Linked DNA regions of Homo sapiens: all the other regions are linked to region 4. The links are chromatin loops, found by intact Hi-C in ENCODE. Cell type or tissue: heart right ventricle. All regions are shown on one strand. Each heading gives the region's core, and the rest is flanking DNA. Links, peaks and the distances in the headings are about the cores only. Region 1 has its middle 150 kb from the start of FAM161A. Region 2 has its middle 130 kb from the start of XPO1. Region 3 has its middle 120 kb from the start of XPO1. Region 4 holds the start of LOC107985767 (a long non-coding RNA gene). Region 5 has its middle 160 kb from the start of XPO1.

Region 1 (6,198 bases), core at 472-5,471, 55 kb after region 4:
TGGGTTGAGAAGAGATTGGATGGTGAGCAAATGAGGACAGTAAGAATAGACAATTCATTAAAGATGTCTAGTTGCAATAAGCTCACTTCAAAGATTAAATAAGATGATGAATGAATGTTATGTGCCAATGCCTGGCATATAACAATACCTCAGTCAGTGTTAGCTACTACTATTATTATTATATTAAAGAATATATTTATCCTGGCTAACACGGTGAAACCCTGTCTCTACTAAAAATACAAAAAATTAGCGGGGTGTGGTGGCGGGCGCCTGTAGTCCCAGCTATTTGGAAGGCTGAGGCAGGAGAATGGTGTGAACCCGGGAGGCGGAGTTTGCAGCAAGCCAAGATCGAGCCACTGCAATCCAGCCTGGGCAACAGAACAAGACTCCATCTCAAAAACAAACAAACAAACAAACAAACAACAACAAAAAAGAATATATTTCAAGGAAGAAGAGAAAAAAATGGTAGCCATAAGGAGATGTGAATTTAGGGAGGCTTTTTAAAGGCTTCTCTCCCCATTATACCAAAAAAAGAAAGAACTTCCTTCTTGCCAAACGCTGCCGACATGATGTTCAAGCACTTCCTGGAGGTTTGCCAGGTGGCCTATGTCTCCTTTGGACCTTATGCTGGAAAGCTGGTCGCAGTTGTAGATGTTACTGATGAAAACAGGGCTCTGGCTGATGGACTTTGCACTCAGGTAATGGGACAGGCCGTGTCTTTCAAATGCATGCAGCTCACTGACTTCATCCTCAAGTTCCCACATAGCACCCACCAAAGGTATGTCCAACAAGCCTGGCAGCAGGTAGACCTCAATGCAAAATGGGCAGCCACACTAAGCCAAGAAGATTGAAGCCAAAGAGAGGAAAGCCAAGATGACAGATTTTGATTGTTTTAAAGCCATGAAGGCAAAGAAAATGAGGAAAAGAATAATTAAGAATGAAGTTAGAGGCTCACGCCTGTAATCCCAGCACTTTGGGAGTCCAAGGCAGGCAGATCACCTGAGGTCAGGAGTTTGAGACCAACCTGGCCAACATGGTGAAACCCTGTCTCTACTAAAAATACAAAAATTTGCTGGGCGTGGTGGCGCGTGCCTGTAATCCCAGCTACTTGGGAGACTGAGGCAGGAGAATCACTTGAACCCAGGAGGCAGAGGTTGCAGTGAGCCGAGATTGTGCCATTGCACTTCAGCCTGGGCGACAAGAGCGAGACTCTGTCTCAAAAAACAAACAAACAAAAAATGAGTTTAGGAAGCTTCGAAAGGCAGCTCTCCTGAAAGCTTCTACCAGAAAAGCACCTGCTGCTAAAGTCCCAGCAAAAAAGATGATCACTGCGGGCAAGAAGGCTCCAGCCCGGAAGATTCCTGCCCAGAAAGCCACAGGCCAGAAGGCAGCACTTCTTCAGAAAGCTCAGAAGGGTCAAAAAGTGTTGGCCCAGGGAGCACCTTCTCCAAAAGTGTCTGGCAAGGAAGCATAAGAGGCTACTACTAAAGTAATAAAGGCTCTTTTTGACATGTTAAAAAACAGGGAAAAAACGCTTTAAAAATTTCATCAAAGAAATACACGCAAATGGTTCAAAAAAGCAACAGTCCCGAGCCACCCTGAAGAGGCAAGCACTTTGAACTGCTTCTGTGTTGTAGTAACCTCCAGATCACTAATTCACCTCCTGGCCTAACTATTTCTTGATTTATCCGCCTTAGACATTCTCTATTAACTTCCTGATATGCTGGATGAGAATTTAGTTCACTTACACTCCTCTCGTTCCCCTCTCCTCCAAAGTGGTTGCATCACCATTCTCAATCTCTCCACTGGCCCTCTTTGCAACCTACTTAAGCTCCCTTCTTCGTTCTATTAATCATGGATAGTGTCTCTTGACTCCCTACTTCTACGATAAGGACATTAGTAGTCTATTCTTCCTCTCAAGAGGGAAGGTTTGTTTTGGTATGGTTTGGTTTGGTTTATTTTGTTCTAAAATGTGGAGATTCTTAAATAGGCCTCATGGGAAGGAATCAATGGCAGTAAATAATTGAAGATAGATGACAAAACAGTTGTTGGCATGAGATCCCCGAAGAGGCATAAGAGGACGAGGTAGAGCCCAGTGTGTGACATCTCCACAGCAGCACTACAATTTCCAGCACACATCTAGGAGTCTTCTGGGACCTACGGAACTCCTTTGTATCCTGGATCCAATCAGCTGTACAATTTCATAGATTTGCTTCTTCAATTTATCTCTTTCTATTCCCTTCTCTCCTGCTCGTGGCTTTAGCTCAGGCTTTCATTGTTTCTGACTTGGACAACAGGCTTCTTTTTTTTTTTTTTTTAAGTGAAGGCAAGTTTATTAGGAAAGTAAAGGAATAAAAGAATGGCTACTCCATAGGCAGAGCAGCTGACAAAAGACTTCTTTTTTTTTTTTTTTTTTTTTTTTTGAGACGGAGTCTTCCTCCAGCCCAGGCTGGAATGCAATGGCATGATCTTGGCTCACTGCAACCTTTGCCTTCTGGGTTCAAGTGATTCTCCTGCCTCAGCCTCCCAAGTAGCTGGGATTACAGACGCCCGCCACCTCAACCACAGACGCCTGCCACCTCACCCCGCTAATTTTTGTATTTTTAGTAGAGACGGGGTTCCACCATGTTGGCCAGGATGGTCTTGAACTCCTGACCTCAGGTGATCCGCCCGCCTTGGCCTCCCAAAGTGCTGGGATTACAGGTGTGAGCCATCATGCCCAGCCAATAAAAGACTTCTAACTGATCTCTTTCTCTACCCATTCTTCCCTCTCAAGTCTCTTACACTGATGCTGGGTTAATCTCTTACAGCAGAACTCTCATCATCCTACTCCCTTGTTCAACCTCCGCAGGCTGGCTTTCGAGGCCTTCCATAATGAGGTCCCAGCCCAGCATGGGATAATAAAGGTTCAATCTGGGAAGAGTGAGGCAGACGTCAGGGGCAAATGGAGAGTGTTCTTCACGCATAAACGCAGTTCCTCAGGCGCACCTGTTTTAACAAGAGCTTCGGGGCCAAAGGAGGTAGTGAAAAGGCATCCAAATGTGTCTACTGCAAAGTCAAATAGCCATAGCATGGGCTCTGGTTCAGAAATTCTCCTAATATTTCCTTTGGAAACTTACAAAGAAGAAATACAAAAAGCCAATAAACATATTTAAAAGTTCAACATCACTGATCTAGAAAGGCAGCCATGAGTGTGTCCCATTTTGTAAAGGGCTTCCTCTGCATCTGCTCTTAAATCAGTCACTAGACATCTTAGCTGGCAGCTGCCTTCCCCTCCTTCTCTGATCTGAGTCATTTGGGAACTAGATATGCCTGGCTTAGCGCACTAACTGTGGAGAGCATGTGAGGTATGTACCTCTGTGTCACAGAAACTCTAACACCGAGCAAGATTATTTTTAGAGGTGACCTTCTAGGTTCCACGGAAAAGTAAACAGACAGATGCACATGATTTCCTCTGAGAGACTCACAGTAAACAAACCAGCACACATGCACTCGCTATTATCCTGCGTCAGGTGAAAAGCTTTATTGAAAGCTGGAAATCAACCAGGATGAAGAGGGGGTAACTGAGTGAAAGATCACAGCATCCAGCTACTCAATCAGAAAGCTGCAGGTGGAACAACTTTTCCATTCTAAATTCTTGGAAAACATGTTGTTTTCAATAAATTTTCAATAGTTCCCCATGAAAATATTTGTAAAATGTATTACTTAATTTCTTGCCTTTCATTTTGTATTATTCTTTTTGTTGTTACGTTTGTTATTTTTCTTGTGTAATGTGTTTATTACTTTTAAATGAACATTTAACAAAACAGAAAAGTCTCCATAATCCTGCCCCTTGTTAATAGTTTGTTGGCCACCGGGGTGGCTCACACCTGTCATCCCAGTACTTTGAGAGGCTGAGGCAGAGGGATTGTTTGAGTCCAGGGGTTCGAGACCAGCCTGGGCAACATGGTAAAACCCCATCTCTACTAAAAATGCAAAAATTAGCCAGGCATGATAGCATTCACCTGTAATCCCAGCTACTCAGGAGACTCAGATGGGAGGATTGCTTGAGCCCAGGAGGTAAGAGGTTGCAGTGAGCTAAGATCGTACCACTGCACTCCAGCCTGGGCAACAAAGCCAGACCCTTTCTCAAAAAAAAAAAAGAAAAAGAAAAAGAAAAAAAATTATTGTATATGTCTCCAGATATTGTATACAAATACTCATATCTATATATCAACAAAATAAAAGATACAGTCTTACAACTTTCTTTTGTCATGTAGCAGTATATGTTGGGCAGCTTTTCATATTGGTATATATAGGTCTCACTCTATGTTGGATGTTTAGGTCATTTCCAGTGTTTCACTCTTACAAATAACGCAGAAGTAAGCATCTTTGAAAGATATCTTTGGGCACTTGCAATTGTCCAGCAAAAACTTGGACAACTTCTGGGAGTAAGAATTCTGGATCAAAATATTTACATATTTTAAAAGTTTTAATGTAGTTACTGCCAAATTGCTTTCCACCTGTCTCCCGAGACATATAAGAATAAATTTATTTCCCATGAAGACTTAGCACCTGACACAGTGCCTGGCACACAAGAGCTGTTTATTAATTGCTGTTTAGGTTAAATCATCATAAATATTCGTTATTGTTCTGGTTATGAAAACGATGCCTCTGACATGATTGAAATGCTTACCCTGTCTGCCTCACTCCTAATTGTCCCAGACATTGGAGGTATTTAAGTGCTGGTAAAGCACTGGAGTAGTAGTCATGGTAGTAGCAAATATAATTTTTAAGAAATAGGACAAAGGCCAGACTCAGTGGCTCAGGCCTATAATCCCAACATTGTGAGAGAACCAGGCGGGAGGATCACTTGAGCCCAGGAGTTCGAGACTAGCCTGGGCAACATGGCAAGATCCTGTCTCTACAAAAAATTTTAAAAATTAGCCAGGCATTTTAAAAATGGGACCTGCAGTCCCATCTACCCAGGATGCTGAGGTGGGAGGATCGTCACCTGAGCCCAGGAGGTTGAGGCTGCAGTGAGCCATGATCGCACCGCTGCACTCCATCCTGGGCAGCAGAATGAGACCCTGTCTCAAAAAAAACAAAAAGTACATATCACAATACTCCTGATTGACTCCTTGCTGGCAAGCTATTTGTTGTCACCTAAAATCATAGAATTCTACAGTAAACAGGAGCCTAGACATTAAATTATTTAAATGTTTCTTTTTTTATATGAATAAGTAAAAGCCCAGAGAGGTAGTGGTTGGTCAAAGGTTTGAGAATTTTACTTAAAGCACCTCTTCTTTCCCACCTTCCTTTTTTTGACTTAAATGCACAGGTTTAGTATATGTTTATTGCACTTGACTATATCATATAAATGAGGCACATTATTAACTAGAATATGTTTCCTCAAGTCTTTTTAGGTCTGTCAGTTTATCTGCCTAGAGCTTCCCTTCTTGGCTTCCTAATTTTCTACTGCAAGTCAGCCAAGGATTGAAAATCAGATTACCAAGCTTATTAGAACTATAAGTCAAGCATGAAACTATTAGAACTACATGTGAAGAGGTGGAATCACTGTGTGGTCTAAGGTTTTCCTACGTGTGAAACACAGGATCTCAATACCTTTCTGTCAGCTGTTTTGGCTACTCAGGACAGCTCATGTGTGTGTGTGCAGGCACAGCCAAGGCTTTAGCAGTGTTGCCATGTTCTGGATTGTAGGGTGGATGCACCTGACAGCAATAATTTAACTTAAGCATACCCTGAATGGCAGATGCACCTGGCAGCAGCAATAACTTAAGAAATGAGTGTTGCCGGCTGGGTGCAATGGCTCACGCCTGTAATCCTGGCACTTTGGGAGGCCGAGGTGGGTGGATCACTTGAGGTCAAAAGTTCAAGACCAGCCTAACCAATATGGTGAAACCGCAGCTCTACTAAAAGTACAAAAATTAGCCGGGTGTGGTGGCAGGTGCCTGTAATCCCAGCTACTTGGGAGGCTAAGGCAGGAGAATCGCTTGAACCCAGGAAGCAGAGGTTGTAGTGAGCTGAGATCATGACACTGCACGCCGGCCTAGGCAACAGAGCGAGACTCCATCTCCAAAAAAAAAAAGGAAAGAAAGAAATGAGGTTTGCCATGTGAGGTTTGCCGGGGGGGATCCTGCTGAGTGAGGGTGCTACATACACTGCATGCCTTTTGCAAGTGGTTGCAGTTCTTCTGTC
Region 2 (6,198 bases), core at 782-5,781, 93 kb after region 4:
TAGATGGGGTTTCACTATGTTGGTCAGGCTGGTCTTGAACACCTGACCTCAGGTGATCCACCCGCCTCGGCCTCCCAAAGTGCTGGGAGTACAGGCATGAGCCACTGCACCTGGCCAGCAAAGATTTAAAAGAATGAAAATATCCAATGTTGGCAAATATGTGGGAAAACAAGCAACCTCATCCACTATTGGTGAGGGTATTAATAGATACAAACTTTTTAGAGGGAAATGTAGCAATAATTATTAAAATTCCAAGGCCAGGCACAGTGGCTCACGCCTGTAATCCCAGCACTTTGGGAGGCTGAGGCAGGCAGATCACTTGAAGCCAGGAGTTAGAGACCAGCCTGGCCAACATGGCAAAACCCCATCTCTACAAAAAATACAAAAATTAGCTGGGTGTGGTGGTATGTGCCTGTAGGCCCAGCTACTTGGGAGGATGAGATGGGAGAATGGCTTGAGCCCAGGAGGTAGAGGTTGCAGTGAGCCAATATAGGGGCACTGCACTCCAGCCTCAATGACAGAACCAGGCTTTGACTCAAAAAATAAAATAAAATAAAATAAATTTTAGTAATACTCATTTGCCCTAACAATGGTTATCTCTGGAATTGTGGAATTCATTATATATATATATATATATATATACACACACACACGTGTATATATATATATATATATGTGTACACGTATATATATATATACATGTATATACATATATATTTATATATATATATATAATGTGTGTATATATATATATATATATATACACATTTTTTTTTGAGACAGTCTCACTCTGTCATCCAGGCAGGGGTGCAGTGGCGCAATCTCAGCTCACTGTAACCCCCGCCTCCCAGGCTCAAGCAATTCTTGTGCCTCAGCCTCCCAAGTAGCTGGGATTATAGGTGTGTGCCACCATGCCCGGCTAATTTTTGTATTTTTTGTAAGTTCAAGCAATTCTCCTGCCTCAGCCTCCCGAGTAGCTGGGTTTACAGGCGCCTGCCACCATGCCTGGCTAATTTTTGTATTTTTAGTAGAGACAGAGTTTCCCCATGTTGGCCAGGCTGGTCTTGAACTCCTGACCTCAGCCTCCCAAAGTGCTAGGATTACAGGCATGAGCCACTGCGCCGGGCCTGGAATTATTATATAAAAAACTTTTTTATATTCCTAGAAATCTGTAAGGCAAAAATAAAAAATAAAGACAGAAAAAGAAAAAAAAACTAACTTTTTACTTCTCCGAGTATTTTTCACTACTTTTCATAGTATTTAAATGTTTATGTTTATGATTATTCTTATCATCATTATTATTATTATTATTTTGAGACGGAGTCTCACTCTGTCGCCCATTCTGGAGTGCAGTGGCAAGATCTCGTCTCACTGCAACCTCTGCCTCCCAGGCTCAAGTTAGTCTCCTGCCTCAGCCTCCCGAGTAGCTGGGATTACAGGTGTGTGCCACCATGTCTGGCTAATTTTTTTGCATTTTTGGTAGAGATGGGGTTTCGCTATGTTGCCCAGGCTGGTCTTGAACTCCTGGCCTCAAATGATCTGCCCGCCTCGGCCTCCCAAAGTGCTGGGATTGCAGGCATGAGCCACTGCACCCAGCCTTATTTATTTTTCAATTTAAAAAATGATACAAAAATGTCATCAAGAAAATTTTTTTTCTTTAATGGATTCATGCTTTTTAGGACAACATTCAAGGCTCTTCAAAATGAGCCCCTAGCCCCACAATTTCACCTCTACCATTCCCATCCACCCTTCCCTCACCCAGAATTATCCTAGGTGATGCTTTTCGTTCTATTTCACTCCCTCCACCATTCCTCTCACTGGAATGTCTTCCCTCCTCCTGTATTAATCAAAATAATACTCATCTTCCCGGGAAGCCCAGGCATGACTTCCCTTTCTCTGGGATGCTTGTGCTCCCATCTGAATTAAATTGTCCCTCCTTGGTGCTGAGGCGGTAGTTTGTTTACACCTCTAGCAGAGCACAGTTTGGCTTGCACTATTGTCACTTGTGTCTAGTGTCTCCCTTGCCAGCATTTATTCTCCACTTTCCTTGCCTCTTCTGTGAAATAAATGTTCATTTCAAAATATTTATTCAGAGCATTGCATGTTCCATACATAAATCCACGCTTAAATTATTCAGCTCCTGGAGATACACAGCTCAGCCATGTGGGCAATTACTTCAAGTCACAAAATGCTATTTTGTATTAATTTGTATTTGAAGAGAGTGCAGGAATGCATTAAACATGTCTATAGCTGTCTGGTGTTTATTCACTGACAATGAGCCGGAATTATTACTTCACTTTAAGCCTTTCTCTGGTGATTTGTTTACAGAGAGTTGTGCTAAATAGCTGAATTGTTGTCATGACCCTTTGCCTAGATCTTTTCAAAACAGTCATTAGATTTGTGTTTTACATAACACATACACACACAAAATCTCATAACCAGGAGGAAAACTGAAAACAATTTAGAATTTTAAACTTCAGCATGAGTTAAGATTAGGTTTACGGTAATGGGGATAGCCCATGATTTTGTAACTCAACAATAATATAATTTTTGCCACTTGAAAGTACTAAGTTTCTGTGGTTGCCAAAAGTAAACTGTGACAGTGTGTAGAATGAACTAATAACTGTAAATGAACTTGATCAGTAGGGCTCCTCCCGGTAAATCAAATAATTAGTCAATTTTTGCTGTGTTGGAGACTACAGTTTCAGGTCCCCAAGTGGGAGTAGCTCTTAAAGCAAAAGTGGCAGCGCATTATCATTTGTAAATTTCCACTAACAAGCAAGCCTGACTGTGTCTTTTGGCAGCCAGGGCTGTGACCTTTCTAACAGCCCAGTGTTTGTCATTGTTTTGTTTATGAGCATCTATATATGCCAGGGAAGATCTGGGGAGAGAGATTCAGAAAAAGAAAACTGAAACTAAGAAGGAAATCAAAAGCAAAAAGCCAGAAACTACTTCTTTAGCCTTTTCTTTATGATCTTAGGACTTCAGGGACCTTGAAAGATTGATTTCCTTTCACTCAAGTTTCTCATAAAATTAGCTTTGGCTCATACATCTGTTACACAGTAGTTAATTTTACAAGATAAGCAGTACAGGGGAAATGTATCTGAGGGAAAAATCGAGTGCTGGAAGCTCAAGAGACACTTATAAGGTCACAGAACAAAGCTAGTAAGTAAAATGGTCCTACTATAGACCTGCAAATAGCAAAGGGTCTGCCTTGGGTTAATTTCAGTATATCTTTCATGACATTTCACTTTTCTTCTCCAGCAGCATTAAATATAAGTGGGCTTTACTGAACCTGTTCTGAGAGAGCCTTTTGAATTGCTCAGCCAAAGAGCAATCATGATTCAAGTTCATGAAATGTGAACTTTGTATTTTAGCATCCACTTCCCTGTAATGATCTCAAGACTGTACTAGCCACAGCAATGAATGTATTAACCAGTTCTTCATGTTCACAGCTACTTATGCCATTCTTAGATACTAAATGTGCTTTCACAAAAGCACCACTGGCTATCCCACTAGTAGCAATTATTAGTAGTCTTTTAAATTCAATCTTCTCGCCCAATATAAGGAGTCCCAGAGGTTGGCTGGGCGTGGTGGCTCACACCTGTAATCCCAATAGTTTGAGAGGCCGAGGCAGGTGGATCACCTGAGGTCAGGAGTTCGAGACAAGCCTGGCCAACATGGTGAAACCCTGTCTCTACTAAAAATACAAAAAAATTATCCAGGCATGGTGGTGAGAGCCTGTAATCACAGCTACTCAGGAGGCTGAGGCAGGAGAATCACTTGAACCTGGTAGTTGGAGGTTGCAGTGAGCCAAGATGGCGCCACTGCACTCCAGCCTGGGCGACAAAAGCAAAACTCCATCTCAAAAAAAAAAAAGAAGTCCCAGAGGCTCAGAAAGGCTCCTAACGATCTAGCAGGTTGTTTGAGAGCAGCGCTGGAATAAGAACTAGGTATCTCAGCTAATCTAGACTCCTAATCTAGAGCTCTTTCTAATCTGGCTGACTAAACGCCAGAATAATTTCTCACTTACACAGTCAGAAAAAGTCTCTGTGAATTAATCTTTTTATTTGGATATGTTAGTCTTTTATTATAAAATATGCAAAAGGCTGATTTAACATCAATATATATCAGCATTGGGGAAATGCTCACAAATAAACTTCCTTAAGAATTTTAAGGCCGGGCGTGGTGGCTCACACCTGTAATCCCAGCACTTTGAGAGGCTGAGGTGGGCAGATCGCTTGAACTCAGGAGTTTGAGACCAACCTGGGCAACATGGTAAAACCCCATCTCTACTAAAAATACAAAAACTAGCCAGGCATGGTGGTGTGTGCCTGTGGTCCCAGCTACTAATAGTTAATCTCATTCCTTTTATTATGTTAATTCACTTATTTCTTCATTCCAACAAATATTTGTTCAGTGCCTACTATGTATCGAGCCCTTTTTAGGTACTTTGGATGCAGGGGTGAACAAAAAGGACACGAATCCCTGCTCTCAGGGAGCTTACAGACAATATAATGTGGATAGCTTTTGCCTTCTGCTGAAGTAATCCTTAAATTAACACCCTCTTAAGAATTCATTATTGGCCGGGCGCGGTGGCTCATGCCTGTAATCCCAGCACTTTGGGAGGCCGAGGCGGGTGGATCACGAGGTCAGGAGATTGGGACCATTATGACTAACACGATGAAACTCAGTCTGTACTAAAAATACCAAAAAAAAATTAGCTGGGCACGGTGGCGGACGCCTGTAGTCCCAGCTACTTGGGAGGCTGAGGCAGGAGAATGGCATGAACCGGGGAGGCAGAGCTTACAGTGAGCCAAGATCGTGCCACTGCACTCCAGCCTGGGTGACAGAGCGAGACTCCGTCTCAAAAAAAAAAAAAATAAAAAAATAATTTGCAATAATAAGTGCTATGAAGGAAAAATCCAAGGTGTGATGGGAAGCTATAATAAGAGTTATTAGAGACTTGTTACCACAATCCCTTGTGGAGGGGTTACTCACCTTCATGAGATTCTGAGTCTGGCTGTGGATAGGGAGAACTTGGTATTTTGAAACCCCCTTCTGGTGCATCTGGCCCCTCCCTACCTCCCTTTCCTTTGTGAAAGCCCGACACCAAACTCTGGATCTCCACTCCTGAGCAAAGCAAAAATTCAGTACAGCAGTTACCATGGCCCTCAGATGCTTCTTCTCACCTGGATGCATGTTCTGGATGAGCAACAGCAGCAATTACTCCAGGGCTGAAAGCAGGGCAGGAGGGCATGACCCAAGGCTCTCAACTTTAAACGCAGAGTTCTGGCCAGGCACGATGGCTCATGCCTATAATCCCAGCACTTTGGGAGGCTAAGGTGGGAGGATTCCTTAAGACCAAGAGTTCAAGGCCAACCTGGCCAACATAGCAAGACTCTGTCTTACAAATAATTTAAAACAAAAACAAAAACAAAAACAAGCCTGGTGTGATGGCACGCATCTGTTGTCCCAGCTACTTGGGAGGCTGCACCAGGAGGATCCCCTGAGCCCAGCAGTTCAAGACTGCAGCAAGCTATCATCACATCACTGCACTCCAGCCTAGGTGACAGAGCAAGACCTGTTAAAACAAACAAACAAACACTGAGAGTTTCTCTACACTTGACATCTAAACAAACTTTTTCCAAATGTTCAAATGTAAAAATTATTCACTTTTCTGTCAAAAACCATGAAAGTGTTTATACGCTTGAACTCAGCAATCCTACTCTTGGATATTTAAGAATTAATTCAACAGAAGAATGAAACTATGTACACCGATTTGGTCATTGTAGTGTTAAGTATAATAAGGATAAAAAGCAAAAAGCCTAAATATTCCATAGTTGGGAGGCAGTTAAGTAGATTGTGGTATATTAACTTGTCAGGATTACTAATTTATGGCCATCGTGTCATCTGTGGGAAAATATGAATGAAGTAAATGCACATGAAAAAGCAGAATACAAAATTCTATGTTAATGAATGCAAGCTATATAAAAAGGAGTATGCAGAACACAGATGACAAGGCAAAAAGGAAAATTGGGATCAATTTGCTAAGGTGGTAGGACAACAGGACAGAAATCCAGATTGAAAGATTGAACTGGCTTAAGCAAAAAGGAGAAAATTCATTTGCTCAGATAATTAAGTTCTTAGGTAGGGTGAGAGAGGCACTGGCCTTAGGGATGTCTGAAAGAGGGACAC
Region 3 (6,198 bases), core at 691-5,690, 100 kb after region 4:
CTATTAATGTCTATAAACCAATTATCTTTTATGTATGCAAATAGCAATCAATTAGATATAGTGGGGGAAAGACACTATTTTTAATAGCAACAAAAAACGTAAATTCCCAGACCAGGCATGGTGGCTCATGACTATAATCCCAGCATTTTGTAAGGTTGAGGTGGGCAGATCACTTGAGCCCAGAGTTCAAGACCAGCCTGGGCAACATAGTGAAACCCCGTCTCTACAAAAAAAAATACAAAAATTAGCGGGTCGTGGTGGTGCATCCCTATAGTCCCAGCTACTCAGGAGGCTGAGGTGGGAGGATCGCTTGAGTCCAGGAGGTTGAGGCTGCAGTGAGCCATGATCATGCCACTGCTCCAGCTTGGGCAACACAGTGAGACCCTGTCTCAAAAATAAAAATTTAAAAATTCCTAGGAATAGACTTGCCAAGAATTGTACAAGGTCTATATGATGAAAACTTTAAAATTTTCCTCAGGAACACAGCAAAAACTTGGAACAAATGGGAAGGTCTCCCATGCTCTTGGATAGGATAACATTCACAAAACATCAGTTCTCCCTACACGCATCCACACATTTAGAAACAGATACACCTTTGATTCATTGGCAAATGCAGTTTGGGTTGCTTAACAGGTGAAAACAGAAGCCACAAGGTGGTAGAACAATGTTAATTGAGGAGAAGTGCCTTTTTATGGAGGTAGAGGCAGAACAGTGTGTGCAAAAACACGGGAAATATTTATTCCATCCAAAGTGTGCAAAGACCTGGGGTGGGAAGTACTTACCCCATCCAACGAACTCAAAAGTGGATTGCAGTAAGTGAGGAAGAGAGAGTATGCATTGAATTTGGAAAGGTAGTGAGTTTAGAAGAAGTGAACAGAAAGTGAAGCAGTGGAGACTGGAGGCTGCAGGCCATAATCCCAGCAAGACTGGCTGCTCTGGAGGCAGGGATAGGATGCTGACTGATAGCTCCTTAGCAAGGGAAGTATTCAGCCCCACCCCTCCCTCTAAGAGGGCAGGGATTCTTCATTGCTATGTTTAGAGTAGTACTGCATATGAACTGGACCTTCATGGATGTCTCCCAAAGTCCCTGAGCTCAGTGACCTTGGTTCTTCCTAGGTCCCATGGCTCTCACTGGAAATTGGTTCTCAACAGTCCATTTTCAGCCCTTCACAGGAGACATATGGTTCTTTTCACAAGACATCCACTCTTGACTTAATACCAGCAGGGCATGATGAACTTGGCATTGTTTATCCAGAAGCAGGGAAGGATGAGTGAGGGAAGCTCCACTCGCCCCAGGGCCACCCTGCTGCAGTGATCTGTGGCACAAAGGCCAGAGAACCGGCTCCTTACAGAGGTGCAGTTGTGGTTAGGAATGGAGGAGAGCTAACAGAACTATGACCTCTTACCCAGAGTTAACCAAAGATATGGCGGTGTAGACTTAGGAAGCCCCAACTTTATGTACCTAATCAATGCCTGATTTCCTGTCCCAAAGAAGCTTGGGCCCTGGGAAGGTGACTTGAAGTCCATTTCCTGGAACAAAGGCACACAGCAGTCCTGCTTCATGAGCTGCCAAGTAAAACTGTCAGAATCTATTTAAGAAAACCAGGCCAGTCTGGCCGTCTGGCTGCATTTACTGAGAATGGCCACTGAGACAAAGAGGGAAAGAGTGTTCATTCAATTCATTCACTGATATTTACTGAGGGCCTACCACATGCCAAGTCTCTTCTAGGTGGTAGGGATACAGAAATGAGCCAAATAGACACAACCCCTGTCCTCACAAGGCTTACTTTCTGGTGGAGGGAGATAGACCAATAAAGATGTAGACAAAATAGTATTAGTTAGAAGGGGTTAAGTGCTTCAGTTTCAGTTAGCATAGAAAAATGTCAATAGGACATTTTTAGGATACAACAAGGTATTGGCAGAGCATATAGATTAGGTGCAGGACCCTGTATTAATGTGGTAGAGCAGTCGATGAGGGGCTTTCTAAAAAGGTGACATTTAAGCTGAATCCTGAAAGATAAAGAGCCAGGCATGTGAAGAGTAAAGGAGAAGGAGAAATATTACAAAGGCCTGAGTTAGGCAAGAACTTGGAATGTTCAAAAAACAGAAAGAACATCAATTTCTGCAGTGCACAGAGTTGGGAAAGATCCTGAAGGTGAGGCTGGGGAGGCCAACATGTCTTGAGAATGTGGGTCTTTCCTAACATGTTGTGCCCGTTACAGCACGATTATCGATTCGAACATAACACTGCCCACTCACAGCTCACTGCCTAACTCAGCTACCTGGCCTCAGCTCAGAGACAGGCCATCTTAAGAAAGTCCCAAGAATGGCCAAAGCAGAAGTCAAGTTTATGCTCCAAAGCTCATATACAACACTCATCGGGGAGCTTCTGGGATTTTCATTCAGATAATTTTCTTTCATCTTAAATACTCTTTTAATAAATTTCCTTATTGGGTTTCCAAGCCAACAGCAAATTACAAGCAACAGATTAGAAGGGGAGGGAAGGGCAGGCACTCTGTTCAAATGACATTTTAATTCAGTGACTCATTTTGCTTGGACACCACACTCCTCTGATACTGGCTTCATGTGACTGCAAGGACTCCCAGGATCACTCGAGCACCAGTCTGACATTTATGTTTACTGTACCATGGTACAGTGAGGACACTGATACACATTAGCAGTCCAAGATACAAGTCCTGATTGCCCCATTCATAGTTTTGTGTCCCCATTAGATTGTGAATGACATAAGGACATGTGTCTTAGTCATCTTTCAGTTCACCCATAACCCATGCCCCTTCTTCAAGCCTAGAATAATGCCAGTCATGTAATAGTGCCTGATAAATGGATCTGGAATAAATAAATGGAAATATGATCTTGGATAAATTACTCTCTGTGTTCCTCAAATGCCTCATCTATAACAGGAAAGAGCATGTGCATCTTAAGGGCTTGCTTGGAATATTAGATAACACAATATATATAGAAAGAGTAATGTTAAGTAAACGTACAATATAAATATGAGATATTTTGCTCCTTGTGGCTGAATCACACAGAGGTGTCCTTCAAAGGGTCAAGGGACCATTTAGGTCTTTATGCCTATGTCTTGAGTAGTTGCCACTAGATGGCAATATTTTCTTAAGGCATGGTTAGCCATTTTTGAGTCTACCCCAGTGGTCTTCAAACTGGGGATTCCCATGCTGTTGGGAGTACAAAATGCTTTCCAAGAGGTGCTCAATTATAGATAGCTTTGTGGAAATCTGATCCTCAACTTCAATGTATTCTCTTTCCTAAAATCAGCCTGCTTGGGAAAGCACCCATGTTCACAATAGCTCTTCTCCAACTTTTCAAAAACGAAAGCATACCCGTTCTTCACCTGAAATCTTATTTTATGGCACCATCAGATAAATACCCACCAAGACATCAGACGAAGGTGAAATCTTCAACAATCAAAAAGGAACCAGTCTTTTTCTATCTTTCACATACTTCTGTTAAGAGTGAAGGCCGGGCGCGGTGGCTCACGCCTCTAATCCCAGCACTGTGGGAGGCCGAGGTGGGCGGATCACGAGGTCAGGAGATCGAGACCATCCTGGCTAACACGGTGAAACCCCGTCTCTACTAAAAATATAAAAAATTAGCCGGGCGTGGTGGCGGGCGCCTGTAGTCCCAGCTACTCGGGAGGCTGAGGCAGGAGAATGGCGTGAACCCGGGAGGCGGAGCTTGCAGTGAGCTGAGATAGCGCCACTGCACTCCAGCCTGGGCTACACAACGAGACTCCATCTAAAAAAAAAAAAAAAAAAAAAAAAAGAGTGAAACTTGGCTTTAGGAATGGGGTATTTTGGCTCTTGTTGTTATGGTCTTCATGAATAAAATATATGGTAAGTGGGGTGGTGGGAGTAAGACCTTTTCCATCCTCTAAGAATTATTGGCAAATGCCTTGATCTTAAGAAAGCAAAGCAAAGAGAGCATCTGTTTAAAAAATGCTAAAAAATAGCTCTTTTACATATATAAATATAGTAAATTTTCAGCCAGGTGCAGTGGCTCACACCTGTAATCCCAGCATTTTGGGAGAGCAAGGCAGGCAGATCATGACGTCAAGAGATTGAGACCATCCTGGCCAACATAGTGAAACCCTGCCTCTACTAAAAATACAAAAATTAGCTGGGCGTGGTGGCGGGCACTTGTAATCCCAGCTACTCGGGAGGCTGAGGCAGGAGAATCGCTTGAATCCGGGAGGCGGAGGTTGCAGTGAGCTGAGATTGTGCCACTGCACTCCAGCCTGGCAACAGAGCAAGACTCTGTTTCAAAAAAAAAAAAAAAACACAAAAACACTGTATATACATAGTAATTTTCAGCTATTCTCAATACTCATCTCAAACTCACATCATTAGCAGGAATGAAATATGTTGGAATGGCCAAAGCAGTTAATTATTTTAATTTATTTATTTACTTTTATTTATTTATTTTTAAAGATGAGGTTTCACCATGTTGGCCAGGCTGGTCTGGAACTCCTGGCCTCAGGTGATCTACACACCTTGGCCTCCCAAAGTGCCGGGATTACTGGTGTGAGCCACCACACCTGGCCTACTTACTTATTTTTGAAACAGGATCTCACTGTGACCCAGGCTGGAGTGGAGTGGCATGATCAAAGCTCACTGCAGCATTGACCTCCCAGCTCAAGCAATTCTCCCACTTCAGCCTCCCTAGTTGGTGAGACTACAGGCACGCCCCACCATGCCAGGCTAATTTTTCTATTTTTTGTAGAGATGAGGTTTCACCAGTTGTCCAAGCTGATCTCGAACTTCTGGGGTCAAGCCATCCTCCCACCTTGGTCTCCCAAAGTGCTGTGATTACAGGCGTGAGCCACCACAACCAGCTGATTATCTTAAATGTAACTAAAATATGTTTTTAGGATCACCAAACTTTTCATGACACACTAGCTAAAAGAAACCAATAAAACTTTTACATGATTTCTTTCAAATGTGGTGTGTGTTTTTCAACAAGGTAGTTATAAAATATTTGTATCAAATCATATGATAAACTATTCATACTCCATTTGCAGAACAAAATAAAATTTTAAAACATTCCAATATTTGTCAATTCTTATCTTTATTATCTCATTTTATTTAATATTGTCTATTTCCCACTAACGAAAACACAATTCTATGTTACTTGCCAGATCAATTCATTTTTGCAGCTTATTTATATGTTTTCATTAAATCCGTAAGAAAAGTTTTCTCATGATATCTAATGAAACTGGCTGGGCGAGGTGGCTCATGCCTATAATCCTACCACTTTGGGGAGACAAGGCAGGAGGATTGTTTGAGCTGAGGACAACATAGTGATATCATGCATGTCTCTACAAAAAACATTTAGAAATTAGTTGAGCATGGTGGCACTCACCTGTAGACCCAGCTACTTGGGAAGCTGAGGCAGGAGGATCACTGGAGGCCAGGAAATTGAGGCTGCAGTGAGCTATGATCACACCACTGCACTCCAACCTGGGTGACAGAGCAAGGTCTTATCTCAAGATAAAATTAAATTAAATTAAAGTAATGGTTCTATGTCTGATTTCCTCAGAGTTTGATACTTGCATATAGATACATTTTACCAAAGGAATGTCATTATTTGTACTATATTCCTTGCTCTATAAATAGTTTATAATTTGGCTACTCATGACATTGCATTACTGTAAATTAGATAATAAAGAACAGTATATTGATTTGTTAACTTGTTTTTATAACTTTAAAAACTAATAAATGGAAAAAATACATAACTGAATTATACTAAATCTACCTCAACTTAATCTTTCCCACTTTTAATCCTTACAACAACCCTTAATATAGGTACTATTATTTCCCACACAGAGTTAGGTAATTTATCCATAGTTACAAAAGAAAAAAAAAGCCCTTTGCACAGGCCAATAATAGATGTCACAAGAACCACGACATATATAAAGTGTATAAGCAAGTCTTAAGTTACACTTTATATATTCCAACTGAAGTGGTTAAAATACGCTATTCAGTGCGGTGCTGCACGCTAGTAATCCCAGCACTTTGGGAGGCCGAGGTGGGTGGATCACTTGAGGTCAGGAGTTCGAGACCAGACTGACCAACATGGTGAAACCTTGTCTCTACTAAACACAAAAAATTAGCCAGGTGTGGTGGTGCATGCCTGTAATCTCAGCTACTTGGGAGGCTGAGG
Region 4 (6,198 bases), core at 859-5,858:
CTCTGTCTCCACCAAGTGAAGACACAGTGAGAAGGTGGATGTCTGCAAGGCAGGAAAACAGCCTTCACCAGAAACCATCCATGCTGGCACTCTGATTCAGATTTATAGCCTACAGAACTGTGAAAAAATACAATATATATATATATATATTTGAGACAGAGTCTCACTCTGTCATCCAGGCTGGAGTACAATGGTGCAATTTTGGCTCACCACAACCTCCACCTCCCGAGTTCAGGCGATTTTCATGCCTCAGCCTCCTGAGCAGCTGGGACTACAGGAGCACGCCACCAAACCCGGCTATTTATATTTTTAGTAGAGACAGGGTTTCACCATGTTGGTCAGGCTGGTATTGAACTCCTGACCTCAGGTGATCCACCCGCCTCAGCCTCCCAAGTGCTGGGATTACAAGCGTGAGCCATCGCGACCAGCCAGATTTTCAATCAACCCCCTGATCCTCCCTTACACACCCTCCCACTGATATGGTACCTCTGTGAGCCTTTTTGGAGTTCTGAAATATAAATTGCTTTACTTTTTTTTTTTTTTTTTTTTTGAGGTGGGGTCTCGCTTTGTCACCCAGGCTGGAGTGCAGCGTCACAATCTCAGCTCACTGCAACCTCCACCTCCCAGCTCAAGCGATCCTCCCACCTCAGCCTCCCGGAGCAACTGGGACTATAGGCACACACCACCATGCCCAGCTAATTTTTTTGTATTTTTGGTAGAGACAGGGTTTCGCCATGTTGCCCAGGCTGGTCTCAAACTCCTGAGCTCAAGCAATCCGCCTGCCTCGGGCTCCCAAAATGCTGGGATTATAGGTGTGATCCACTGCACCCAGCCATAAATTGCTTTACTTCTAATTGACATTCCCCTCTGCAGTCAGCCTTCTTGGATTCCCTTTCCTTCCTCCGCTAAGTAGATGCCAATTTTTCCCATCCACTATTGTCTCTTTCTCATTCTCTTAGTCCTTGCTGGTGTTTACATTTTCTTATTTCAATGGGGTTTCATAGAGAACCAAGATAAGCACATATATAAAATCTCATGTTAAATCAAAAGCTACTTTGTAGAATATTAGTTTTCAAAGTCATGAATTCTTTTAAAATCAATGATGCAGTTATAAAATACTCAGTGATACGAAAAAAATGTTCATAATGTGCTCCTTTGTATCTTTTCAATATCTTTAGATTTTCGGCTGGGCGCGGTGGCTCACGCCTATAATCCCAGCACTTTGGGAGGCTGAGGCAGGCGGATCACGAGGTCAGGACTTTGAGACCAACATGGCCAACATGGTGAATCCCCGTTTCTACTAGAGATACAAAAAATTAGCTGGACGTGGTGGCGCACACCTGTAATCCCAGCTACTTAGGAGGCTGGGGCAGGAGAATCGCTTGAACCCAGGAGGCAGGGGTTGCAGTGACCTGAGATCCTGCCATTGCACTCCAGCCTGGGCGACAGGGTGAGACTCCGTCTCAAAACAAAAACAAAAACACTTTAGATTTTCTGGTTAGAAAAGGAATGCATGTACATTTTATAATACTCCAAATGATACAGAAATATCTAACAAAGTGAAAGTCTCCCATAGTCCTACTCCACAGATAAAGCCACAGGGTGGTTTATGTTCGTCTAACAAATGCATTGTTTAGTGATTCAGTATTTGTAAGATAGGAAAAAACAACAGAAGGAAAACACTAAAATGTTAACAGCAGTTAACTTTGACCAGTGGTTTAGTGCTGAGTTTTTGCTCCTTTTTATGTTTTCTAATGTGCCTGCCTAAACATTTATTTTAAATATTTAGAAAAAAGTGTACATTTTCAATTTCTCTTCCGTAAAATATAGTCTGTAATTATATTCAAACTTTCCTTTTTACAATTTTGCCTCTCATCTAAAAATTCCCTCTAAGAATAAAATAAGACTCTAGTATTTACGATTAAGAGGCTTTAAAAACTATAATAATAGTGGCCAGAGGGGGGCCGGGCGCGGTGGCTCACGCCTGTAATCCCAGCACTTTGGGAGGCCGAGGTGGGCGGATCACCTGAGGTCAGGAGTTCCAGAACAGCCTGGCCAACACGGTGAAACCCCGTCTCTGCTAAAAATACAAAAATCAACCGGGCGTGGTGGCGTGCGCCTGTAGTCCCAGCTACTCGGGAGGCTGAGGCAGGAGAATCGCTTGAACCCGGGAGGCGGAGGTTGTTGTAAGCCGAGATCCTGCCACTACACTGCAGCCTGGGAGACAGCGAGACTCCATCTCAAAAAAAAAAAAAAAAAGAAGAAAATCTTGCATCAACACTCCTACGCAAATGTCTCTGCGATTCATTCAATAACTGGTCATCAACCTCCACCCCCAAACACAACTGTCAGGTCTATGTCGTTCCCAAGTAGGCAGGTCGGTGACCCTCACGAGGAAAGGGAGTGTGTGGGCCTGTCTGTCTCCAAGGCCTCGCCACACAACAGTCCCTCAGCGGTTTCGCTGTTATGCGAGGTCTTTACCCCGGGATGTTCCGGGGAGTCAATCCCTCCCCGCCCTAGGCTACGCCGGGAACGGCCGGCAGCTGATCCGAACTTTCTGCCGGGCCTCCTTTCTCATTCCTCGGGTTCGGCAGTACCACACCCGCCACGCGATTGGTATCGTAGGAGGGCCTTGTTTGACCACGGCGACTCGTTACTTATGGGTGAGGATTTACGCGCGTCCTTCCGGAGGCCACACATCACTTCCCTTGCTCCGCCCAGTTTAGAGACCTGCGCACCCGCCAGGGCGTGAGAGAGACTACCCGGCGCGCGGTGACGCCCCAGCTCGCCCACACTTCTGCCCCGTCCCGCCCATCGTTGCGCGGCCGCGGGCCAATCAGATCGTGCCTTTACTCTACGCCCCCGGCTCCCCCGAACTTCTGTCCTCATTTCAGGGCGACTTTGGGAACACAATAGTCGACTCGCCGACGTTCCCTTAGACGCGTTGCCATACGTCGTCACCCATAGAAACGGCTTTCCGCGGGGCAGACTCCAAGTCTCGCCTGTGTGAGCGGGCAGGGGTAGCAGGAAAGGCTGTTTTTCATTTCCAAGAGAAAACCGTCACCCCGCCCACCTCGAACCTCCTCCCAACATCTCAGGATAGAAACGCCGCGCTCAGGTGAATGAGAAATGTTCTGATACAGGAAAGAGGAGTTCGTGTTTCTTTCAGAAGGTGACCGTTTTCCTCCTTCTGAGGTCACGAGCTGTCCGTCCGATGCCCAGAATTCCGAGGCCTGATGTGGCGTGTTTCCGGTAGCTGGGCTCCTCGGAGAGCTGTGGGAAGAGGCGCGGGCGACCGGGGGCGTCAGCGAGCCCTGTCTTCGCCTGCCTTCGCCGGCGTGGACTCTTCCCAGTGCCCGTCTTCCCCCGCGAAGTAATAGTGTCCTGTATTTCCTGACTGTAAGAAGAATAGTGCTTTTAAAAAATGCCTGCTCCCTGTAATAGCAGCAGTAGTTCGAGAGTACATACATGTTTATAAAAGAAACTTAAACTCTCATTCTTGCCACAGTGGATAATACTATTAACATATTGCTACATAAATTTAGAATTTTCATACATACACGTAAAGGTGTTTGGTTTTTTAAAACAGAAAAACGTAAGCGCGTTATCTCCCAGTAATGTCTTTGCAGGTAAATTAAAATAATTACATATATATTTATATTTATATATATATATTTTTTCTAAGAGATGGGGTTGTTGCCCAGGCTGGTCTTGACCTCCCGGGCTCAAGTGATACTCCCACCTCAGGCTCCCAAAGTGCTGGGACTGTGGGCATGAACCACCGGGTCCAGCCTACAGAATCATTTTTAATGGCTGTATGGATATCATAATTTGTTCAACCAGTCCCTAAGTTGTTGGACTTTTCAGGTATTGACAGCTTTTCAGGTCTACAATCCTAGATGAATATTCTTATATGTAAATCTGTACATGTCCCTGATTATTTTTTTACAATAAAGTCATAGAAATAAAATTACTGGATCAAGGAAAATGCACGTTTGTAAGACTCTAAATGATATTACCAGACCCTCCCCTAGAAACCTATTTACTACTTTTCCATTAACAGTATGAGAAGGAATATGCTCTCTGCATCTCCTTGCTAATCTTAGATATTGTCAGTCTTCGTGATCTTTATCATCTCTTTAAAAAAGACTCGTTTTAATTTGCATTTTGTTGCCTAAGTGTAAAACTGAACATCTTTCATATAATTATTGGCTCTATTTTTGTGAATTACTAGTTCATGACTTCTGCCTATTTTTAAAATGAAATATTCACATTTTAGAAATTACAAGTGCTTTTTGTATGTTAGAAATATTTTTAAAATGAAATATTCACATTTTAGAAATTACAAGTGCTTTTTGTATATTAGAAATATTAACCTATGATTGAGATATTTACAGATATTTTTCCTGTTTTTCAAATTCATCTTTTAATATCACCTATGGTTTTTCGTTTTTTTTTTTTACTGAAGGAAGTTTTTAATTTTTATGTAGATATGTCTAATGAGTCATTTCCTTTGTTTCTAGCTTTGATGTCATGGTTACCTGTATTTTCTTCTAGCATTTTTAGAGTTTTAAAAAAATAATTTGTCGGGTGCAGTGGCTCACGCCTGTAATCCCAGCACAAATGCTATGCATTTACATTGCATTAGGTATTATAAGTAATCTAGAGTGATTTAAAGTATACAGGAGGACGGATGTGGGTAGGTTATATGCAAATACTACATTTTATGTAATGGACTTGTTATCCGCGGGGGTTCCTGGAAACAGTCGCACACAGATATCACGGGATGACTGTACTAAATGTCCGTATGTACTTTTTCTGCCTCATTGATTTATCTGTTGCTGGGCAGTAATACTGTTTTAACATACCTTTAGATGATTTAAAAATTTCTGATGGGATAAATCTCTGCTTACTAGTCTTTAAGAATTGTCCTTAAAAATATATTTAATACACATAAAATAGAATTTTGTAATATATGTAAGTTTAAAAGCGTAATAATATGAAGCCAACCTCAACCTAACCTAGAACATTACCAATAGTGTATAAATCTGTGCTCTTCCCAGGATGGCAGAGGCTATCCCTGCCATCCTCTCCAGAGATATATTATTTCTTCCATGGTAACTTTAAACTTTGTCAAATTAAAAAACAATTGTGGCCGGGTGTGGTGGCTCATGCCTGTAATCCCAGCACTTTGGGAGGCTGAGGCGGGCGGATTACCTGAGGTCGGGAGTTCGAGACCAGCCTGACCAGCATGGAGAAACGCCCCCCCATCTCTACTAAAAATACAAAATTAGTCTGCTGTGGTGGCGCATGCCCGTAATCCCAACTACTCGGGAGGCTGAGGCAAGAGAATCACTTGAACCCGGGAGATGGAGGTTGCGGTGAGCCGAGATCACACCATTGCACTCCAGCCTGGGCAACAAGAGCGAAACTCTGTCTTAAAAAAAAAAAAAAATTGTAATTTTGATTGCGATTGCAGTACTTTTATTGACTAATTTAGGGGAAACAGACATCTTTATAAAAGTAATACATACTTATGTAGTTTCTACAAAGTGTTATTTGTGTTATTTAATCCACACAACTATTATCACCCTCATGTTACAGATGGGGTAACCGAGGCATAAAGAAATTGAATAATTTGGCCAGGCGCGGTGGCTCACGCCTGTAATCCCAGCACTTTGGGAGGCTGAGGCGGGCAGATCACGAGGTCAGGAGATCAAAACCTCCTGGCTAACACGGTGCAACCCCATCTCTACTAAAAATACAAAATATTAGCCGGGCATGGTGGCACGGACCTGTAGTCCCAGCTACTCGGGAGGCTGAGGCAGGAGAATTGCTTGAACCTGGGAGGTGGAGGTTGCAGTGAGCCGAGATCACGCCACTGCACTCCCACCTGGGTGACAGAGCGAGACTCCATCTCAAAAAAGAAAAAGAAATTGAATAATTTGTCCAAAGTGAAGCTGCTAATAAGTGGCAAGGTCAAAAGTCAAAGCCAGGCAATTTGACCCCAGAGCCTGTCCTCTTGTCCTGTTGCCTTTCCACAATATGGACGTGCTCATCTATTTATAATGCACATGCCAGGCAGTTTGCTCCAGCACTTCCCCACATCCCAGTTGGCATCCTTATCCTTTATTAACCCGCTTCTCCCTTGCCATAGCTGATTGGAATAGAGGCGGGTAGAAAACTGATTCAAGCTGG
Region 5 (6,198 bases), core at 508-5,507, 69 kb after region 4:
TAACAACTAGGCTTAAAATTTACTGCCATAATAAATTAAATATCAACAGAGATGCAAGCAGCTTTATGAGTTCCTTCCCATGTACAAAAATTACTCTTGGCCATTTAAAATCTCAATTGACAATTGGTACAGATATGGTGCCATTTTGCAGAGGGGAAACTGAGGTGAAGATAACCTCCCAAGGTGATGGAACTAGGAAGAGGTGGACCCTGCATTCCAGCTCAGGTGACACCAGATTGCTAGAGTCAGAACACTCCACCACTTTCCTCTACTACCTCCAGCATATGAGAGAGATTCCATTTCTATAGAAAACAATGTTAGTTATGAATACATAACCTGGAAGAATATATGCCAATATGACAACATTGGTCTTTCCTGGAGTGGGAATTATAAAGGACCGGGTTTTTTTTATTTCTGTAATGTTTATGATTTGAGTAAAAGGAATTCTCTACCCCTTCACCCCATCTTTCAACTAATCTCTTTGCTGCCAATTTAAAATTAAGGGAATGGCCAGGCACAGCAGCTCATGCCTGTAATCCCAGCACTTTGGGAAGCAGGAGGACCGCTTGAGCCCAGAAGTTGCAGACTAGCTTGGGTAACATATCCAGACCCCTCTCTAGAAATTTTTTTTTTTTCAGAGGGAGTCTTGCTCTGTCTCCCAGGCTGAAGTGCAGTGGCGCAATCTCGGCTCACCGCAACCTCTACCTCCCGGGTTCAAGCGATTATCTTGCCTCAGCCTCCCCAGTAGCTGGGATTACAGGCGCGTGCCACCATGCCCAGCTGATTTTTTGTATTTTTAGTAGAGACGGGGTTTCACCGTGTTAGCCAGGATGGTCATGATCTCCTGACCTTGTGATCCGCCCGCCTCAGCCTCCCAAAGTGCTAGGATTACAGGCGTGAGCCATCGCGCCCGGCCTCATTTTTATTTTTGTTTTGTTTTGTTTTGAGACGGAGTCTGGCTCTGTCACCCAGGCTGGAGTGCAATGGCACGATCTGGGCTCACTACAAGTTCCGCCTCCTGGGTTCATCCATTCTCCTGCCTCAGCCTCCGGAGTAGCTGGGACTACAGGCGCCCGCCACCACGCCAGGCTAATTTTTTGTATTTTTAGTAGAGATGGCGTTTCACCGTGTTAGCGAGGATGATCTCGATCTCCTGACCTCGTGATCCACCCGCCTCGGCCTCCCAAAGTGCTGGGATTACAGGCATGAGCCACTGTGCCCGCCCAGAAAAAATTTTTTAAATTAGCCAGATGTGGTGCCGCACGCCTGTACACGCAGCTCCTTGGAAGGCTGAGGCGGGAAGATTGCTTGAGCCCTGGAGTTTGAGGCAGCAGGGAACTAAATGATACGGCCACTACTCTCCAGCCTGGGTGATACTACAAGACCTGTGGAAAGAGAAAGAAAGGGAGAAAAAGAAGAAAGATGAGAGAAAAAGAAACACAGAGAAAGAAAGAAAAAGGGAATTCTGTACCTCCTCGTTTCTTTTCTGTGTTGTCAATCAGCATTCTGTAGTCACTTAGTATCTACTTCATGGGCTGTCTTTTCTTTTCTTTTCTTTTCTTTTTTTTTTTGAGATGGAGTCTCGCTCTGTCACCCAGGCTGGAGTGCAGTGAAGCGATCTCGGCTCACTGCAAGCTCCGCCTCCCGGGTTCACGCCATTCTCCTGCCTCAGCCTCCCGAGTAGCTGGGACTACAGGCATGCGCCACCATGCCAAGCTAATTTTTGTATTTTTAGTAGAGACGGGGTTTCACCGTATTGGCCAGGATGGTCTCAATCTCCTGACCTCGCGATCCACCTGCTTCTGCCTCCCAAAGTACTGTGATTACAGACGTGAGCCACCGCGCCCGGCCAAGGGCTTTCTTTTCTTACACTCCTGTTGATGCTTCAAATGCCCCCTCAGATGGGCCTCACTCCGGGTTGAAACTGTTTGTTTGCTTGCTTGTATTTTTGTTTGTTTGAGACAGTCTCGCTTTTTTGCCCAGGCTGGAGTGCAATGGCTCGATCTTGGCTCACTGCAACCTCCGCCTCCTGGGTTCAAGCAATTCTCCCGCCTCAGCCTCCCCAGTAGCTGGGACTACAGGCACGCGCCACCACGCTCGGCTAATTTTTGTATTTTTAGTAGAGACGAGGTTTCACCATGTTGGCCAGCCTGGTCTTGAACTTCTGACCTCAAGTGATCTGCCCGCCTCGGCCTCCCGAAGTGCTGGGATTACAGACGCGAGCCACCGCGCCCGGCCAAAACTTTTTCTTAGGCTCCCATTCCCCATATCTCATGAAATTAGTCACCCCCTCACCTATTCTACCTTTGTGTCTACCATATGTTTTTGTTATTAAATGTATAATGCTGGAGTATAGTTACTTTTCTGTGTCATATATGTCTTTGTTTTCCCACCGTGTAGCACAGAAGTTGGCTGGTTAAACCGAATACATAAAAAGCAATTATATAGTTTTCTTTCTTTCCTCGAAAGGCTTACTCTCTTTAGTCCTTTAGACTAGCATTGGGGTAGGTGACACAATCAAGACTTAAGCTAAAGTGAAGGAATTCAGTGAAGAGGGTGTCACAAAACTAGAGAAATGGAATAGCCTCTCTGAAAAAAGAATCCTGTGCAGGGAGCCGCTGAGAGAGGACCCATGTCACATATGAGCAATTGGGAGGGAGGGAGAACCTTGTCTTCGCTTCCCAGGGTGTGCCATGTCCTGCTGCTCACAGGTTAGCCTGGCCGTACGTATTTCTCAGGGTCCAGTTTTCTACTTAAAGGAAAAAACAAAATACAAAAAAAAAAAAAAAAAAGGCAACTAACCCGTTAAGCTGGAAGAATATTTTTAGATAGCTGGGGCCTGGGAATACTTCTGTTACTTAACATGACCCCAGCCAGTGTGCATTTCATCCTGGATTGCCTCAGGGGTGGGAATCTTGGCTTAGGGTGGCACTGCGGAGGGGCAGCCCTGAAGACCCCCTACCCACACAGCGCAGACCCCCTGACTGCGCCCCCGCGTGGCAGCCAGCCTGAGGGCGGGGGGGCGAAACCAGGGTTTGCCCCGCCCCTTTCTCCCCTCCAAGTCGGCAGCGGCACTGGAAAGTGAAAATGAGAGTAGAAACCACCTGAGCACCCTCGCTCAGGCTGGCGACCCACACTGGTCATGTAGGCTGTGGGAGAGGAAGGGGAGCGCAGGTGGCTTGCAGGCAGGTGACCCTGTCAAGGGAAACCGGGAGGGGCTTCCTCTGGCCGCGGCCCCGCCCCACCCCGCCTCCCTTGGGCCCCGCCCCCACGAGTCTCCTCCCCCCACGAGGCCCCTCCCGGTTCCTACACCTCGGCCCCGCCCTGCGCTTTCGCCTCCGAGGCCACGCCCCCTAGGACCTGGCCAAGCCCCGCACTGAGGCTCCACAAGGCTTCGGCCTGTACGGCCACTTCCTCTTCCTCCTGCCTCTCCTCCTTTTTGGGGGACAGGGCCGCGCCGTGCCGCTGGCCCACAGACCTCGTGGATGCCGCATAGAATGGCCTGAAGCAAACACGGGGTTTTTCCCATAAGGGCCCCATCCAGGTCCGGGGGTTGGGTCACCTCTCCTGTACGTCTCTGCTGTGAGACCTTTTGCGGGGCGCGGACCCTGAAGATCCCTTTGGGTTTCTTCCTCCTTGCTCACCGGCCGGACCCAAGTGATGAGAAGGGGAGTAGGGAGATAAATTGTGGAAAGAAAAGAATGCTGCTGAATTACGGAGTGCCTAACTGAAGAAAAATCAGGGAGCAAGGACATGAGGGGGCAGTAAAATTTTTGAGGAAGATTCGTTGTCAGAAAATAGAAATGGCTAGAATCACCATCAAAGTGTCAGTCATTTCAAACTGCCTTTTAATTACAGTCCCCAGGATGCCTGGTAATTACAGTAGACATCTGACCTAATACTCGCAGACAAAGTTCAGATGGAAATATTTAGAGAAATGCAGGCACAAAGCAGGAAATTGGGGTATTGGTGTTTTCAGAGTTCTCTTTGGGTATCTCTTTGGGTATTGGGGGGGAAAAGCTCCAATGAAATATATCAGACATGATTTAAAAAATGACATGAAGCCACTGTCTGGTTTTCCTCAGGCCCGACATTGGGCAGCATTCACAGCAAGTATTCATTGGCTGGTGGAAGCCCTTGTGATCAAAATGAAGTCAGATGATTTAGCACATACAGTTGTTTGCCTGTGTTCTCCAAAACTGAAGAGCATTGCATTCACATTTCTTGTAGGGAGTGTAAAGGAAACAAACCACTCACCTGCTGCAAGTGCTTAGCATTGTGCTAGAATAATTACAGAAGCTATCTCAGGCTGGGCATGGTGGTGCACGCCTGTAATCCCAGCTACTTGGGAGGCTGAGACGGGAGGATCGCTTGAGCCCAGGAGAGATCACAACACTGCACTCCAGCCTGGGTGACAGGGTGAGACTGTCCAAAAAAAGGAAAAGAATAATTCAGCAGTAGTTGGTTACAGAGTGAAAAGTACTCCCACTTGATTTTTATTTTATTATCCTGGACTCGATTTTATTATCAAGTGGGATTTTTACCAGGGCTTTCAGAAGTTAAGGTAATTTGCCCAAGGTCACATGATTAGTAAATTATCAGTTTAGGATTGAACTCAGGTCACCTGTCTCCCCCAAATCATACAGAATGCAGGTGTGTACATTTATCTAAGTGTATCAAACTGTACAGGTAAATGGGTACATTTAATGTAAATCATAACCCAGTAAAGCTGATTTTTTAAAATCATGCAGAATGAGTGATGTTATAAAACTCGTCAAAGAAACCACATTATGATTTCATACATGAAAGTTTATATATAAAGGCTGGGCGTGGTGGCTCATGCCCGTAATCCCAGCACTTTGGGAAGTCAAGGCAGGTGGATCACCTGAGTTCAGGAGTTCGAGACCAGCCTGGCCAACATGGTGAAACCCCATCTCTACAAAAAATACAAAAATTAGCTGGGCGTGGTGGCACATGCCTGTAGTTCTACTTACTTGGGAGGCTGAGGCATAAGAATCGCTTGAACCCGGGTGGTAGAGTTTGCAGTGAGCTGAGATCGTACCACTGCACTCTACCTTGGCAATAGAGCAAGACTCTGCCTCAAAAAGTTTATGTATAAAGATATGCCTTTATTTATAATTAACATACATATTGAAAGGTTGGTGACACCACTGTCAAGCATTGTTCATTCAAGTGACCTTTCCAAACTTCAGTACAGATGTATATAAATATCAAGCAGGAAGCTACCATGGGTTAGGGTCATGAAAGTCTGTCTTGGAACAAGCATACACAGAATTGGAAACAACATTGGAAGTATGTGATACCACACCTATCTAACAAAAATATCTTCAAAGTGCAGGGCACTGAACGGATCAGACACTTTTGCTATTGGGTATGCACAAAAGTCACCTTTGTATGTATAATATACTATGTGTGGTACTAAGGATTGTATAATATACTATGTGTGGTACTAAGGATAGTGATTACCAGCTGCGCAGCAGAACTTACAAGTTTTTATTTTCAATTATACCAAGGCTGTGTTTGACTGTTTAAAGACAGTATACTGACAACTGTTTCATTTTATAATGTTCCATTTTGAAGTTTTACCAGTTTCAGAAACATCTTGAATTTAAGGCTTTAATGAAATTTTGTGAATCAAAAATTCATAAAATTGGTATTCTGAACAATCATGATTGTCCATACATATGTAGAAACAGGATACAGCATAACTCAGTTTTTCTCACAAGTGGCAAACTGGCTTTCATAGAATGGTTAAACTGATGATAGTTGCCACCCTGGCCCGATACACATATGTTTCTGTCGGTCAATTTAACAGCCCCCCTTATAACGATAAACTCCACAAGGCCTCAAAATAGGATGTTACTAATTGAATTTCACTGTTAGGAATTCTGCACAACCTTATGTTTTCCTAAAAAATATTTTCTTGGCCAGGCACAGTGGTTCATGCCTGTAATCATTCTCTACGATTAGCCTCCCAGCACTTTGGGAGGCTAAGGCAGGAGGATGACTTGAGCCCAGGAGTTTGAGATCAGCCTGGGCAACATGGCAAAACCCTGTCTCTACCAAAAACACAAAAAATTGGCCAGATTTGGTAGCATGTGCCTATGGTCCAAGCTACTCGGGAGGTTGAGGTGGGAGGATCGCTTGAACCTGGGAAGCAGAGGTTGCAGTGAGTGG

Evidence for each region. Hi-C counts contacts between places; a loop is a spot of excess contacts. Peaks named below come from ENCODE experiments on the same cell type or tissue, not always from the same donor. Only the 100,000 strongest peaks of a DNase experiment are listed, where the experiment ranks them.
Region 1: a loop joins it to region 4, with 5 times the contacts of the local background. A loop is called at or near these places in 60 of 110 quality-filtered maps.
Region 2: it touches region 4 in a loop (4-fold over the local background); 14 of 110 quality-filtered maps call a loop at or near these places.
Region 3: it touches region 4 in a loop (5-fold over the local background); 14 of 110 quality-filtered maps call a loop at or near these places.
Region 5: it touches region 4 in a loop (8-fold over the local background); 58 of 110 quality-filtered maps call a loop at or near these places.

Annotation. Positions count from the first base shown.
Region 1 is chr2:61,705,347-61,711,544 of GRCh38, reverse strand. It overlaps the pseudogene LOC647077. Among named protein-coding and RNA genes, the nearest start is that of FAM161A, 150 kb to the left of the region's middle. In heart right ventricle, for the core only: no CTCF peak of the experiment used is centred there; no DNase peak of the experiment used is centred there; H3K27ac peaks cover 1,523 bases.
Region 2 is chr2:61,667,862-61,674,059 of GRCh38, reverse strand. No RefSeq gene overlaps it. Among named protein-coding and RNA genes, the nearest start is that of XPO1, 130 kb to the right of the region's middle. RefSeq lists an enhancer at 2,827-3,066. In heart right ventricle, for the core only: no CTCF peak of the experiment used is centred there; a DNase peak (open chromatin) is centred at 2,800; H3K4me3 peaks cover 1,554 bases; H3K27ac peaks cover 2,460 bases.
Region 3 is chr2:61,655,994-61,662,191 of GRCh38, reverse strand. No RefSeq gene overlaps it. Among named protein-coding and RNA genes, the nearest start is that of XPO1, 120 kb to the right of the region's middle. In heart right ventricle, for the core only: a CTCF peak has its summit at 3,111 (motif pointing right); a DNase peak (open chromatin) is centred at 1,581; H3K27ac peaks cover 2,730 bases.
Region 4 is chr2:61,760,953-61,767,150 of GRCh38, reverse strand. It overlaps LOC107985767 (a long non-coding RNA gene), which reads left to right and starts at 2,888. Exons shown (of 2, transcript XR_001739092.2): 1 at 2,888-3,118. RefSeq lists an enhancer at 3,099-3,298. In heart right ventricle, for the core only: a CTCF peak has its summit at 3,298; DNase peaks (open chromatin) are centred at 2,200, 2,780 and 3,230; H3K4me3 peaks cover 2,053 bases; H3K27ac peaks cover 2,021 bases.
Region 5 is chr2:61,691,876-61,698,073 of GRCh38, reverse strand. No RefSeq gene overlaps it. Among named protein-coding and RNA genes, the nearest start is that of XPO1, 160 kb to the right of the region's middle. RefSeq lists enhancers at 1,595-2,210, 3,483-3,612 and a silencer at 3,183-3,342. In heart right ventricle, for the core only: a CTCF peak has its summit at 3,006 (motif pointing left); a DNase peak (open chromatin) is centred at 3,283; H3K4me3 peaks cover 1,382 bases; H3K27ac peaks cover 1,976 bases.